Regions from separate parts of the Homo sapiens genome. Here region 2 is linked to region 1. Evidence: chromatin loops called from intact Hi-C (ENCODE). Cell type or tissue: PC-3. All regions are shown on one strand.

What was found. Hi-C counts contacts between places; a loop is a spot of excess contacts. Peaks named below come from ENCODE experiments on the same cell type or tissue, not always from the same donor. Only the 100,000 strongest peaks of a DNase experiment are listed, where the experiment ranks them.
Region 2: it touches region 1 in a loop (4-fold over the local background); 2 of 110 quality-filtered maps call a loop at or near these places.

Annotation. Positions count from the first base shown.
Region 1 is chr2:45,279,376-45,287,375 of GRCh38, forward strand. No RefSeq gene overlaps it. Among named protein-coding and RNA genes, the nearest start is that of LINC01121, 28 kb to the left of the region's middle. In PC-3, no CTCF peak of the experiment used is centred here; DNase peaks (open chromatin) are centred at 3,476, 4,586 and 5,026; H3K4me3 peaks cover 625 bases; H3K27ac peaks cover 6,509 bases.
Region 2 is chr2:45,479,394-45,487,393 of GRCh38, forward strand. The region is part of intron 15 of SRBD1 (S1 RNA binding domain 1); the gene reads right to left. Among named protein-coding and RNA genes, the nearest start is that of SRBD1, 130 kb to the right of the region's middle. In PC-3, a CTCF peak has its summit at 4,802; no DNase peak of the experiment used is centred here.

The DNA.
Region 1 (8,000 bases):
TCTTGTCCTTTGTCCATTTTTCTTTTGGGACATACCTTTTATTGATTTTTAAAGCTCTTTCTATGTGATAAACTTTAACCTTCATAGATGCCATATTTTTTTCTTAGTTTGTCATTTGTTTATGGTATATAAAATGCTTAGCATGGTGACTAACACATTGGCAGTAATTTTGTTATTGAGAAGTGGTTTTTAAGTGGGAAAGTTCCATACAAAAAATGAGCCATCATTATTTTAATATTACCAACAAGAATACGGCCGGACCCAAAGAAAAGGAGCTCCACCTTCCTGGAAAACTGAAAGAAATGAGAACTGTCTGGAAGGAGACAGTGGTGTGAAGACAGACAAGGCTGGCTGTGGCTTTTCCAGAGAGACCTTGAAAATGAAGGACTCTCCTTGAACAAGAATATATCCCACCCCATCTATGTCGCCGTCCCTCCCTCCCTTCCTCTCTTCCACACACACACACACACACTCTCGAGAGAGCAATAGAAAGGCTCACATTCAAGACTATTCTATATCACACTGTTGGAGAAAACCTAACAGAACAGCTTCCCTAAAGAGTCGGCACCGGCTATCATAGAAACCAGTCTACGAAAGGGCAGATACATTTGTGTGAACAAAGGTCATGACTGGTTATTAAAAGGAGGCCTCTGAAAACAAGAGGAATATGTTAACATGAGCGCCTATACTTTTACATCCACTCTCTCACTTGATCCTCAAAGCAGACCCTCAGAGGTGTCCAGGACAGATTTCCCAGGCCATTTCACAGAAGCTGAAACTGAGGCTCAGGAGTTCCACATTTAGTTGGTAAATGACAGAACCAGGACTAGGATCTGATTCTCTTGATTCCTATTCAAAGTTATTCATTCAACAAATATTTATTGAGACCCTACCTTGCTCCTGGCTCTGCATTGTGGGTTTGTTCTAACTCCTGGTTACAGATGTTTCCAGGATTGCTGAAGCCACTCCATGCTGGCCGCGTGCACTCTGGGATTCCCACAATCAGAGTCTCAGGCTGGACGGACTTTTCGAAAGGACCCTGGCTAGATAGCACGTCTCAAGGTTTCGCAAATGTTCCTCCATCATAGGCCTAAGAAAACAGAACTTGTTCTGTGGGCAACTCTTTGCCAAACAGCTGGACGATGGCACCTCTAATAACGATGGAGCTTGTGCACCAAGCAGAATCTTCCAGTTTATTTGATAGCATAAGAGGTTTACGAGCCTAGGAAATACCTTTGGTTTCACTGCCCCAGTTGAAATCCCTTTTACGTTTTAGTTCCTGCTAAATCAGCAAGACGAACATGGCTTGGGTTAGGGCTGACGGGGAAGAAGATACCTCTGGTCCCTAAACCCAGTTCACTGCCAAGCCCAAACAGCCCCCAGTGGGCTCCATCTCATTTCACTCCTACAGTACACAACCTGCCCCCGCCTCCCCCGACAACCACCACCACCACCACCAGGAGGGATCTGCACAGTGGTGAAGCCACGGAGACCCAAAGCACGCCCAGAACCCAGCCTCCACACGAGGCTTACAGCTCTCTCGCCCCGCTCCCTCCTCCCCGGCATCCTCTCCCTGGAGAACCTCTCTCCTTTCAGGAAAGGCGAATCAGCCAGCGGCCAGAGCCGTGGTAATGGAGCTCAGACACGGGATCGGGTGTCTGGAGGGCCCCACTATAAACTGCGGGTCACATCCTTCAACTTGATTCCTCGCTCCATCTTACACTTTGTGTGTTTCTGGGGGACGCGGCGGCTGATGGTGAGAGAGACAAGTCCCTGGCATGGGGCTGTGGAATGAGGGATTGTTCTAAAATGGAAAAATTACTTCAGGTCCAAAGTGGAGCGACTGATTTCAGACCGTGGAGGAGAGGTGAGGGAGTGCCACCCTGGGGGGCTCTATCACAAGTCTCCATTTCCCCCTGTGAGCCCCAGGAAGAGGACCCAGCCCTTCTCTCTGCTCGTGCTCCAGGAAGCCTCCTCAGAACTGTGTCTGGAGGTTCTGGGCTCCCTGTTTTCTCAAGTATAACATGGAAATCTCTGAGAAAATGAGATAACATATCAGTGCACGTCAGTCTTGGGAGGAAGAATCCTTGAAATGTGCAGGAAGGTTATTTTCCATTCTGGTGACCACGTAACTGCAGAGAAAATGCTGCCTTTCCTTCCCTAGCAGTGACGATGTTGAATGGGAATGATGGTGGCACCTGAGGACTTTTCACCAACGACGCATATGGTGGGTATCTAAGGAGACAAAGTCCCCCACAGAGCTGCCATAAACCTCACTCCTGTTTTCGTGGGAGGAGTTGGAGGGGCCTCTCACCCTAACCCAGGGCCCCTGGTCCCTGGACACCAGGAAAAAAGGGGCAAGCCTGCCCAGGCCCACCCACCTCCATCTGCTCACACCCTCAGGAATCAGAGAGGAGGCCCATTCTCCTAGCAGAGGCCTCCCCTCTAGGGCTGCTCTGTGCCCCAACGCACCATTTGTGGGTCACACTTGAGTCTGGGCTTTTCGGTTGAACAAATCTCTCTCCCCCACAACAGTCGTGGCCTGACAGGCTGATGGTGGGACTGCTGCACGACAATATTTAGACACACTGCTAACTATTTCCAGCTGCCTGGAGGACCCCGGTACTAGATGAGGTGAGACTCTTCAAGGTTTCACTGCAGAGGCGAGGACAGCCAGAGGGCATTCCCTAAACTTTTTTCTACTGTCCTCCATTTGATGAAAGACTTGTGGTTAAACCTTTATCTTCCATAAACATTTAAAATGTGGTTACCTTGATTTCCATGTCTCATTTTCGTTTTATTAAAAAAATGGGTTCCTTGCAGTAAAACATCTGATACTGTGGATGTTCTGCAGAAAACAGATGTTTCTCCATGTAATAGACGTCGGCAGGCCTCTGTGCGCCCACCAGGCCTCACTAGCACTCACACACACGCATGCACACGTGTGTCTCATGAAAGGCCAGGGCAGGGCTGGCCCTGTGAGGAACGCTGAGGCTGAACAGCCACTAGGCCATAGGGCTTGAGTCCCTGTGGACTCAAGCCATGAGACCTTTGGGCCAAGAGGCCAGAGACCACGCAAATGCACCACCGAGAGAGGTAACGAGGCCTGGAACCGTAATTGGGGGGTTTCATCACTTCTGAGGTCTCACTATAAACACTTCCCTCCATAGTTCCCTGTTTTCACTCTCTAGGGCCTCCTCACACTCTGCCCGCAGCGGGGCTAAGGGCAGAGTTAAAACCCAGCAGGTACAATCTTTCTCGAGGGTGCACAGAAACACCTGAGGACCCTGCCAGGTCAGCCTTTGGCAAAGCTATAGGTAGTCCTTTTTTCCATCTTCCTTCTCCTCTTTCCACATCCCAGTCCTAGGCTGAAGGGAGGCCCATAGGGGCCCAGGGCCTTAGGAAAAGCCACTGTTTTTGCCTCCTCCACCCAGGACACACACGCACCTTTGCCAACCTTATGACTCAACCACTGGGACAGCCTGGCTCACTCATTTTCCCAGGAAGTTTGCTTCCCATCCCTCCTGGGGATTCCGCTGGAGCTACCTGAGACACCTGAGGCCTGCTCCCTGCCCAGAGACATTTGGATTTTTGTGGAGACCCTGAAAAATGAAGAGTTATCAAGACCCAAAAGAATTAATCCCTGGCTGTTGAATGCCTCCAGTGCTAAGGAAGCTGTTTCTGGGCAGGAGGGGACTCTGCCATGCTGAAGATGGCCCCTGGCCACTCACACTGCCCAGCCCAGAGGGCAGCATCACAAAACACACCCTGCCTCAGGATAGCCAGGTACCCTCTCAGCCTGCCTCCCTCTGTTCCGGGAACCCAGAAGCACCATTTCCCCTGTCGATACTTCAGGATCACTTGAGGAGGGCTGGCTTTTGCTCAAAGTCCTGTAGTTCCTACAAGCTGAAACTTAGAGGCAGCAATTTTGTGAAATTATTTCCCTAGAATTATCTTTATTCATGTCCATTTCACCTCATTCCAAAAAGGATTTGTGAAGCTTTTAGAAATACAAATAACGTTTTTTGTAAAAGGTGGTATTATAGCAAATGACTGAAAAACGAGGGGAGAAACATAAGATGAATTTCAGTGGCTGCAGAACATTTTTGCTAGGAGGAACTGCAAATTTGGCTCTGGGCTTCCCAGTTGCTACAGCAGAGAGGATATATGATTAGTTACAAGAATCACAGTGTCACTAAGGTAAAAGCAAACCGTCACTCACAAGAATCACAGATATTCCTGGGAGTGAGACTTAAAGCAAATTCTCACATGGGCTCACAAAGGGAGTGTTCAGGTATGTAGTAAACCATTTGTTTTCATCTTGAAAAACAAAATAAACTTTAAAAACTGGATAAATCTTTTCCAAATTTAATTTCATAAAAAATGTAAAGAAATTTCAATAGACAGAAAAATTGTTCTGGCTGCAGGGGACAAGGGCTCCATGCTATGTTCAGGATGCCAAAGTATCCCATAACCTCACTCCCGAAACAGCTCAGTCAGACTGACTTGGTACTGCATGAGTCACTGTTTCCAAACCTGCGAGAGGGTGTAAGTCCCCTGGAGGGCTTGTTAAGCACAGGGAGCCCAAGGCCCCACGGCAAACTGACTGCATCAGAATCTTGGAGAGGGGGAACGGGCATGGTCTGTAGCCCCAGGTGACCCAAGGCCAGCTTTGGCAAACCTGCCACAGACAAACATCTCAATCGTCTGGCTGAACTAGATGGTAAAAACCCATTGAAATTACCAAACTCTGTCCTGGGTGTGTGGCATTCATCATAAGGTAGGGCCCCTGAGGAGGTCTCTGCCAAGAGAAACACTCTGGGAAAGACAGCATTGAGTAAGCTCTGAGGGCCATGGGCGGGCTGCAGTGATTCGGGAGAGGGGTAGAGAATTTTCCTGCCCCCTCCCTGGCAGCATCTCCCCCGCCTCCACACCAGCTACCCCTTCCCCTCCTGCCCTCCCTGTTCCCAAGGCGAAGCAGCTCTTGCTGTCCTTTCCTCTGAAACATGCAAATACCACCAGGCAGGGTGAGTAACAGGTCTGCCCCTCCATGTGGCAGATGTGGGAGAAAGACAACACCTTGGGTGAACTGACTGCTCTGGGCGTTGCTCTGTCTCCTTAGTCTAGCTCACCCCTCACACACAAGCCAGGGCAGGCTTCTGCAAACCCTATGGTCATCAGGTTACTTCCAGTTTGAAAAGTCCTTCAATGACTTCCCAGTGGCCATGACTTTTGTCTAATCATATCATGGTTAAGAGCTTGGGCTCTGGAACCACACGTGGGTTCAGACCCTGGTGTTCCCACTTAGGCTCTGTGTGCCCTTGGCAAGTTTTTAACCTATTCAGAGCCCTAATTTCCTCATCTATAAAATAATGATTCTGCCTATCCACTAGGCAGAATATGCTAGGTTTTGCTGCAATAACAAACAACCCTGAAATCTCAGTGGATTACAACAACAAAGTTGCATTTCTTATTCAAGTAAAGTTGGCTGGAGGTTGAGGGATCTCCCCAAGGCTATTGTCCTCTACATGGAAGCTCAGAGATCCAGGCTGTCTCAACTATGTGTCACCCCTGTCTACCATGTGCTTCCAGGATACTGGAGGGCCTCGTGGAGACTATTAAGTGCTTCAGCCTAAAAAAGATGTCCATCACTCCCATTCACCAGTCACTGGTCAAGTTTCTCAAATGGTCTTGCCTCCAACAAGGATGTGGGAAAGAGAAATTATCCTGTGTCTAGAAGAGTCCCAGATATAAGGGAGCACTGAACACAGGTGATAATGTTTAATGTTTAATGGGGTGCTGGTGGTAATGAAAGGAAATAATCCATGTAAGCCTTCAGCACGGTTTCTGCCATATAGGAAAGGTTTAAAAAATTTTCATCTTTTGCCTCCTCTGCCATTCTGGTTCTGAACAGTGTTCTGAAAAGCAGTTGCCCATTTCCTAGCTTGTGATTTGACCCTCCAGGCTCGGGTCTTTGTAGCCTCTCATTTCCCTTGAGCCCAGTGTTCATCATGAGATTTGCATCAGCCATTGTGAGAACCCTTGATGCTACAGTGGCAAGAGGCCAAGGTTGATTTCTCATCTAATATTCAATCACGCACACTACACACACTTACATGTGTTAAAGAGTGCGTATTCCAGAGGTCATGAATTAATGTTTCATCAGCGCTGTCATCATCAGTGAATAAGCTGATCCAAGGTCCAGGAACAGGAGGGGCCACTAAATAGAGGAGAGAGCATTCCTGGGAAAGGAGTGAAGACTCGCCAGAGTCCACATCTGTAAAATGGGGCTGATGCTCCTGCCAAGCTCACTGAGTTGTTGGTAAGACTTGACAAGAGCAGGAAGCCTGGTCCCCTATGACATGCCATCAAATGCAGAGCAGTATTTCTCTGGCAGGTGCCAAATATTATGGAATTTTTCCTGGAGAAAATGCATCAGCAGAATCCTTTGAAGATCTCCAGTGCTTCTCTTCTGTCCCTAGGGGTTTCTCTCCTCAGAGGTCTCTGCTTCCACCCTCACAATCTAATTCTTCTCCCCTGATAACTGACTCACCATACAATTGCATAGCTCAGTATCTCTTCTTTGCAGCCTCACTGGGAGGGGGCGGTCAGATTGCACTGGAGAGAGTGTGCAGCTTTTCCAGAGCTTTGCCCAGTACAGCCCCAAGCTCTGGGGAACAGCTTACTGCTACCCTAATAATAACAAGGCTCACACCACCATTACACAACTTTAATACCAGCTTTTATGCGGGCATCTGGGGATGTGTGTGCTTATGAGCAATTTGTAATGAGAAAAAGACCGACCTGCAGCAGGCTGGGAGGGGAGGGACCCAGAGCACCAGGAAAGACAGGCTCCATCACAGGGGCCGCCCCAGGCTCTGGGGACAGGACTGCTGCCCTGGGATGTTTAAGGCACTATTTGATCTCTTGTTAAGTCCCACATGGCTTCAATTTCCATGTGCTCTGAAAGAGAATGGAATTAGAGTCAACAGATCCATCATGCCTCTCATAAAGATGTGCTCTTACTCAAGAAGAAGAAAAAGAAGAAATGAAAACTCACGTTCACGGAAGACCTACTATGTGCCAGGACCATGTCAAGAGCTTTATTTTCATGCATTATTTTATATGAGCCTCACAATAACCCACTGGGGTAGATTTGTTGCTGTTTTTTGTGGTAGACTAAAAAAAAATAGCCACAATATTTTGCACCTCATCCCATCGAGAAGTAGAGTCTGTTCCCCCATCCGCTCAATTCTGTATTGACCATCCTGCTTTGGCCAGTGGGGCATTAGCAAACACAATGTAAGGGGCTTGAAAAGTGCTTTTGCATCAAGGCTTTCCCTCTCTCAGCTTTGAACCCTTTTGCCACTCTGTGAACAAGCACAGGCTAGCTTCCCGGGGATGAGAGACCATGTGGAGCAAGGCGCCCACCTCTCCAGCCATCCCAGCTGAGGCCACAGGCATAGGAGTGAGGCTGTTCTTGACCATCCAGCCCCAGCTGAGGTTACCCACACCTGAAGAACTTCCCAGCCAACTTACATAATCATGAGAAATATTCAGTGCTTGTTATCTTAAGCCACTATGTTTTCAGAAATTTGTTATTCAGCAAAAGCTATCTGATACATCCCTTTTTTATAGATGAAGAGCCCAAGGCTCCGAAAGCTCAAGTCATTTTGCCAAGAATCCTCAAATAAAATTGGCAGAGCAAGGATTTGATCCCCAGGCTTATATTTAGTGCCCTGAATTACCTGCTTTCCCCTGCAACTTGCTAGCACGTAGAGAGAGATGCCTGAGAGAAAATTTCCTTAAGAAACGCTAACTCCCCCATAGAGCCGTCATCACCCATTCCATTTTGAGGAAAGCTGGAAACTCTCCAGTCCTCTAGAGAATTTCTGCTTGGATAGGCACAGCACAGACCTGAAAGTGTTTCTCTAGATGGCATTTTCGTAAGTGGAAGCTCACTTTTCCATTGCCTCTTGTTAATGAACTGCTGCATCCTT
Region 2 (8,000 bases), 200 kb after region 1:
AGAGTTCTTGAAGGAAATTAAAAGTGTGACTCCAGTGGACACACAAATGATAAGAAAGCAAAACAGCTTTTTGCTGATATGGAGAAAGTCTGAGTGATTAAACCAGCCACAACATTCCCTTAAGCCAAAGTGTAATCCTGAGCAAGGTCCTAACTCTCTTCAATTCCATGAAAGCTGAGAGAGGTGAGGAAACTGCAGAAGAAAAGTCTGAAAACAGCAAAGGCTGGTTTGTGAGGGTTAAGGAAAGAAGCCATCTTCCTAACATAAAAGTACAAGGTGAAACAGCAATTGCTGATGTAGAAGCTGTAGCAAGTTGTCCAGAAGATCTAGTTAAGATCATAATGAAGGTGGCTACAATAAACAGCAGATTGTCAATGTAAACAAAATAGCCTTCTCTTGGAAGAAGATGCTATTTAGGACTTTCATAGCTAGAGAGGAGAAGTCAATGCCTGGCTTCAAAGATTCAAAAGACAGCCTGACTCATTTTATTAGAGGGGAATGCAGCTGGTGACTTTAAGCTGAAGTCAAGGCTCATTTGCCATTCTGAAAATCCTTGGGTTCTTAAGAATTATGCTAGATCTACTCTGCTTGTGCTCTATCAATGAAACAACAAAGCCTGCACGATGGCACATATGTTTATAGCATGGTTTACTGAATATTTTAAGCTCACTGTGGAGACCTACTGCTCAGAAAAAAAGATTCCCTTCAAAATATTAGTGCTCATTGACAATGCACCTGTCATCCAAGAGCTCTGATGGAGATGTACAAGATTAATACTGTTTTCATGCCTACTAAAACAACATCCATTCTGCATACCATGTATCAAGGAGTAATTTTGACTTTCAAGTCTTATTTTTTAAGAAATGCATTTTGTAAGGCTATAGCTGCCATAGATGGTGATTTCTCTGAGGATCTGGGCAAAGTACGTTGAAAATCTTTGGAAAAGGATTTACCATTCTAGATGCTATTAATAACATTCATAATTCATGGGAGGAGGGCAAATGTCAACATTAGCCAGAGTTTGGAGGACAGTGATTTCAACTCTCATGGATGACTTTGAGGGATTCAATATTTTGGTGGAGAAAGTCACTTCAGATGTCGTGGAAATAGGAAGAAAACTAGAATTAGAAGTGGAGCCTGAAGATGTGACTGAATTGCTGTAATCTCATGATCAAACTTGACATAATGAAGAGCTGCTTTCTTAGGGACAAGCAAATAAAGTGTTTTCTTGAGATGGAATCTACTCCTGGTGAAGATGCTATGAACGTTGTGGAAATGATAAAAGATATCAAATATTACATAAACTTCATTGATAAAGCAGCAGCAGCAGGAATGGATAGTATGGACTTCAATTTTAAATAAAGTTCTACTGAATGTAAAAGGCTACCAAACAGCATCACATGCTACAGAGAAACCTTCACTGATAAAGCAGCAGCAGCAGGAATGGATAATATGGACTTCAATTTTAAATAAAGTTCTACTGAATGTAAAAGGCTACCAAACAGCATCACATGCTACAGAGAAACCTTTTGTGAGAGGAGAGTCCATTGATACAGCAGACTACTTCATTGTTGTCTTATTTTAAGAAACTGCCACCACATCTCAGCCTTTAGTAACCACCACTCTGGTCAGCAACCATGAACATCAAGGCGAGACTCTCCACCAGCAAAAAGACTGTGAACTGCTGAAGGCTCAGATGATCATTAGCATTTTAAACAATATTTTCTAAGTAAGATGTGTACATATTTTTTGAGATATAATGCCATTAGATTCTTAACACACTATAGTATAAACATAACTTTTGTATGCACTGAGAAAACAAAAATGTCATGCGACATTTTTATAACTCCTATGTCCAGGCTTTAGAGAGAGATGGTGCTACTTTCCTGCCGGCAAGATAATCAAGAATGCGTTATTTAGTGGACAGTAATAATGCAGAGCTCGAGGTTGAGAATGATCAGGCTGACAAAAGATTCTTGAAAGTAAGAGGGAGGTAGCTCAGGAAAAGGGAGTCTAATGAATTGCTGATAAAGAGAATTAAGAGAGAGGAAGAGTTATGGCCCAAAACTTAGGGAACGTGTACATTTTGAGACAGAGAAGAAAAGGAGGAAGTAATGAAAGAGGCAGAGAATAAATGACGAGGACAGCAAAGTAATAGAAGTCAAAAAGATTTCTGGAAAATGTTAAACATAGTTACATGTGCCCCAATTTTTATTCTCAGGCATACACTCAGGAGAAATGGAAACATATGTCCATATAAAATCTTATTCATGAATTTTCATAGCAGCCTTATTCATAGTAGCCAAAAATGTTAAAAAAAAAATCTATCAACTGATGACTAAACAAAATGTTGTATACCCATACAATAGAATGTTATTTGCCAATAAAAAGAAATGAAGTGCTGATACATGCTACAGCATGGTTGAATCTTGAAAACATTATGCTTAAGTGAAAGAAGCCAGTCACAAAGACCACATATTGTATGATTTCATTTATATGAACTGTCCAGAACAGGAAAATCCATACAGAGAGAAAGTAGATTCATGTTTGCCAGGAGTTTGGGTGGTGAGTGAAGACAGTAAAGGAAGTGATTGCTAATGGGCATGGGTTTCTTTTTAGGATGAAGTTATAAAACTAGACGGTGGTGATAGTTGTGCAACTCTGACTATACTAGAAAACACTGACTTGTACACTTTAAAAGGGTAAATTTTATGTTATGTAAATTATATCTCAATGAAGCTATTATTTTTTAAAATGTAGTATGTCCAAATGTATGCCAAATACTATTTTGCCCACATATAATGAATGACAACAGTTTGCTGTATCACTACTATTCACCATTGTTCAGAAAACTCTAGTTGATGCAACTTGACAAAAAGGGAAGATATAAATATTGAAATGACATTATTTATGTATGATGATTGTCTACCTAGAAAACCTAAGCAAGTCAAATGAAAAAATAACAGAACTAATAAGGTTCCAATTAGTTGGGTAGTTTCAAGACACACAAACAAAAATTGATGCTTCTACCATATGCTATCGAACCAATAACACAGGAGTTGGGGAGTGGAGAGAATGGGGAGATGCTGGTGAAAGGGTACATAATTGTAGTTATAAGTTAATAAATTACAGAGATTTTACGTACAGTATGGTGAAATTAAAATGTAATAAAAACAATAAAAACATCAAATCATGGAGAAAAACCTATTCACAACGTTAAACACACACACACACACACACACACACACACACAAACCCATGAATAATAAAAATAAAACATGCAGAACAAGGATGAAAGTGGAAATTTCACAGAATTTCACTCTATATACTATAGACTTTTAAAAGTACAGTCATCCTGTATCCTTGGGTGATTGGTTCCAGGACCCCTGCAGACACCAAAATCTGCGGATGCTCAAGTCCTTTATATAAAATGGAGTACCATTTGCATAGAACCTACACATACCCTGCCATTTACTTTAAATCACCTATAGGTTACATTTAATACCTAATACAATGTAAATGCTATGTAAATAATTGTTATACTATATTTTCAAATCTATATTACTTTTATTGCTGTGTTGTTTTTTAAAAATATTTTCAATCCACTGTTGAATCCGTGGGCACGTGCACAGGGTCAACTGTATTTATTAAAAGGCTTTAAAGTTCATTTGCAAAACACAAAAGAAATGCTATGAAAAATGCAATTTTAAAAAATTAAAGCAAGGCATATTATAAGCCACAGAAATTGAGAGAGTTGCATTGTGGTAGTCTAGACAGACCACTGAAACAAGAACATAAAGTACACATAGGGATTTTAGGTTTTTTAATAAATGCTAATTTATTAAATGGTAACATAGGTCAATGTATAGAGGAAGACAATTAATATGGGATATTAATAGAAAAAGTTAAGCATTAGAGAAAAAAATTACATTTGACACACCAAAAGTTGGGAAGGGATCCCAGACTGAGTAAAGATTACCATCCTAAAAGATATGCAACCAGAGCTACTTCCTATGGTAAAGTGATTGAGTATATAACTTGCATGACCACATGCAGTAGCCTTGAAAGCAACATTTCTCCTCACTCATAATATGTCTTATATCCAAAGAATAAAAAGAATGTCATGGGTTTTGGCCTTTCAGTTCTATGAAATATCTAGAATCCTAAAGCTTCTGGAGCAAATCAGTTTATTTGCTTAAAAGACTATACTGAACTGTACTCTCTTTAAAATTTGTCTCATCCTGTTATCTAGCAATATTAGATATCTGTATTTTTAAAGTCCAATATTCATCTCATTTTATCCTTCTCCTTGACATCAGACAGGAACAGAGGAAAATAAGTAAAATTCCCCCATGTTGTCTTTTTCAGTCAACAACTCTAAATTAGAATTTTTTCACTATAATGCTTATTAAAATGTAGTTTTAGAAGTCGATGCAAATCTACTGTAATCCTGACCCTCTAAGTAATAATTACATTTTTGAACAAGAAGCTGAGAAAGATGTTGAACTGAAAAAAATTTTCTGTATCCTGACATAATGGAGGTAGACTGAAGGTTACCCAACTAGTATAAACTTTTCAAAATTCATAGATGATGTACCTAAAAAGGGTGACTTTTACTTTATGTAAATATATCTCCAAATAAATAATTTTTTTTTTATTTCTCTGAGAATGTTAAACTTTTTCTTCTGTCTTCATCATCTCTATTTCCTCCAAGTAGCTTTTTTTCTTCCCTAGTGTATTCTGGCATCTGTTTTTAATATTAATAGTAGAAGTTTTCATTACATGTTAGGTGACCTCTGACTGTCCACCAGGGGCAGGATGCTAAAACAATGACTTTAAGTGTTTTGCCCAGTGGTAAGGCTTGTCAACTATGGCTTACTTTGGGTGCTCTGGCCATTTCTTTGTGGTACCTCTAATCCCAAGTTTCTTCAATGTTGTCTCTTGTATTGGCAGAATCCTCTTATCTGCACAGGTTTATTCCTAACATCTCTAAAACAGCATGTAAATATTTACTCAACTACCCTTTACTTCAGTAGCATCCCCACTCTCATTTGTAAGCTGTGCCCTCTATCGTAGAAACCTTCTGTTTAACCCTCTCCAGAGAACAAATCCCCAGTCTTCTGCAAAGGTAGTAAAAAGATAGTTCCTCAATTGTGTGGAAGGGGATGTTAATTGTTATTGTTATTTTATTGAGGTGAAATTCCCATAACATATAATTAACTATTTTAAAGTACAGAAGTCAGTGCTACTTAGCATACTTGCAATATTGTGCCCCACCATCTCCTATCAAGTTCCAAAACATTTTCATTATGCCAAAAGAAAAACCTGTACCCATTAAGCAGTCACTGTCCATTCCTGTCTCTCCCCAGTCCCTGACAACCTACAGTCAGTTTTCAATCTCTACAGATTTGTCTGTTCTGCACATTTCATATAACCATACAATATGTAGTCTTTTGGGATTGGCTTCTTTTACTTATGTTGGCATGACATTTTTGAGGTTCATATGGTGTTGTAGCATGTACCAGTACTTCATTCTTTTTACGGCTGAATGATATTCTATTGTATGGCTATACCACATTTTGTTCATTCTTTCATCATGTGAGTTGTTTCCAACTTTTAGCTATTATAAATAATGCTGCTATAAGCACTTGTGTACAAGTATTTTGGTTGAGTACCTGTTTTCAATTTTTCTGGAGACATGCCTAGGAGTGAAATTGCTGGGCCTATGTTTAATTTGGTCTCGTTGCTTTTTAAACAGACTTTCAACCAATACTTTCATTTTCAACCTAGCCTCAACGCTCTCACCATACTTCCAAAGTACTTGGCACCATTTCCTGAACCTATAGGGGTTTCGTGATCCATCCCAGGTTAGTTCTGTATTTTCTACAATGCTGTCTTAGAATTCAATGTTCTCAAGTTGACTAGGTGACTTATTGCTCATCTATCTGCTTTAAGCTTCAAATCTTGTTGTTGTTGTTGCTATCTCCTTTCCCATTCCTTTTATCTTAGTAGGTTTTATCTTAGTAGGTTTATGCTTTCATTCTATCATGTCATTTTAATCAATTTCAGAAGGAGAGAAGGAATAAAACATACACTCAATCTTCCACTTTAAATCCATAATAGACAGTTTAATATCATCCATCTACTATATCCATCCAATTTAGAGGCCATGTACCATGCATTGTGGGGGAATATAAGCATATATATAGAAGACAACTTCTGTTTTCAATAAGCTGATAAACTGGCCAGTGAGATGTAGTAATGAGGGTTATTTTCTTACATATGCTTAACACACATATAAATTTTGAAGTTCTGTTATATTCTTATACAGCAAACTTTTAGAGGACTTAAAGGTAAAAAATCCACACTCGTAGGTAGCTCAGATCTCACATAACGTAAAAAGTCACCCCTGGCATCAATCACCAGGAAAAAGAAAGACTCCCAATGAGAAATAGGAATTGAAAAGAAAGTGGACTCTGGAAAACCAAGAGTAGAGACTCCAAGCTCTTTGAATATTTGACTCCAGGACCAGATTTTAAAGACTCAAAGTTTCTAGGTATATATTAAACATGGTCATTGCCACATAGAAGTGAGCTAAGACACAGAAGGAAGACACAGATACTTAAAATGAATCACACACTGATGACACAGCTAGACTTTGAAATTAGAGTAATTAGAATCATAGAATGATTCTCCATTTTATTATCTTCTATTTTCATAGAATCTTGTTGGAATGTTGTAATTCTGTCTCACCTATAATACTGTGACAATTATTTACACACATGGGCCAGTGGTTAAGAAGAAACAGCAGTATCTTCAGCAGCGGGAGGCCTGAGGGATTGTTACCTCTCAGAAAATATGGTCTAAATATTTTTTCCAACACACTATTGGGAGATACCTTCTCAATAGCAACTTGAGAAATTCTGGATTTTATTTTTTTATAAATGAAAGTACCCTTTTATCATAGAAATTAGGTACACAAATATTATGTGCACATTTACTGGCTATGTGGCCTTTTTAAGCCTCAGTTTCCTATTTTAGAAGTGGGGATAGGCTGGGTGCGGTGGCTCACGCCTGTAATCCCAGCACTTTGGGAGGCCGAGGTGGGTGGATCATGAGGTCAGGAGATCGAGACCATCCTGGTTAACATGGTGAAACCTCGTCTCTACTAAAAAATACAAAAAAATAAATTAGCCAGGCGTGGTGGCAGGCGCCTGTAGTCCCAGCTACTTGGGATGCTGAGGCAAGAGAATGGCATGAACCCCGGAGGGAGAGCTTGCAGTGAGCCGAGTTCGCACCACTGTACTCCAGCCTGGGTGACAGCGAGACCCCATCTCAAAAAAAATAAAATAAAATAAAATAAAATAAATAAATAAATAAATTTTAAAAAGTGGGGATAATAATAAATACCTCACAGGGGAATAGAAAGGATAAAATAATCTTGGTAACATACTTACCACAATGTTTCACATATACTAAGTGCTTAAAAAATTACTATTAGCAGCTCCCAGTATGACTACTATTTCTATTCCTTCTGCCATTATTATTATAAGGCAACCACCAAAAGAGTACATGGTAAGGAGACAGAGATCACGCTGAGCTGCTGTGCTAAGAAGCAGCTTCCCAGGAGAAGCAAGATTTTTAGCTCAGATTTAAGAAGATGATCATTTTAGAGAGGGAATTATGTCATGAAACAACTAAAGGGAAACTACAAGCTCTTTTGGACGTAAGAACGCTTTTAGCTTTAGATTACTGTAAAAATTTCATATATATCTCTCCAGGTATAGATTTCAAGAACAGCCGATGAAATCTGATGAGAATATTTAAGGAAAAAATTAAATAAAAGGTCCATTACTAACCAAGTGGTCTAAATATTCACTTATTATACAGAAAAATGCACTGACCTGATCTAACATATTGCTTATGATACCAACTGCTTTCATTAGATGCATCATAGTATCTTAATTTCTTTACACACAAGATTTTGACTCTTCCACATT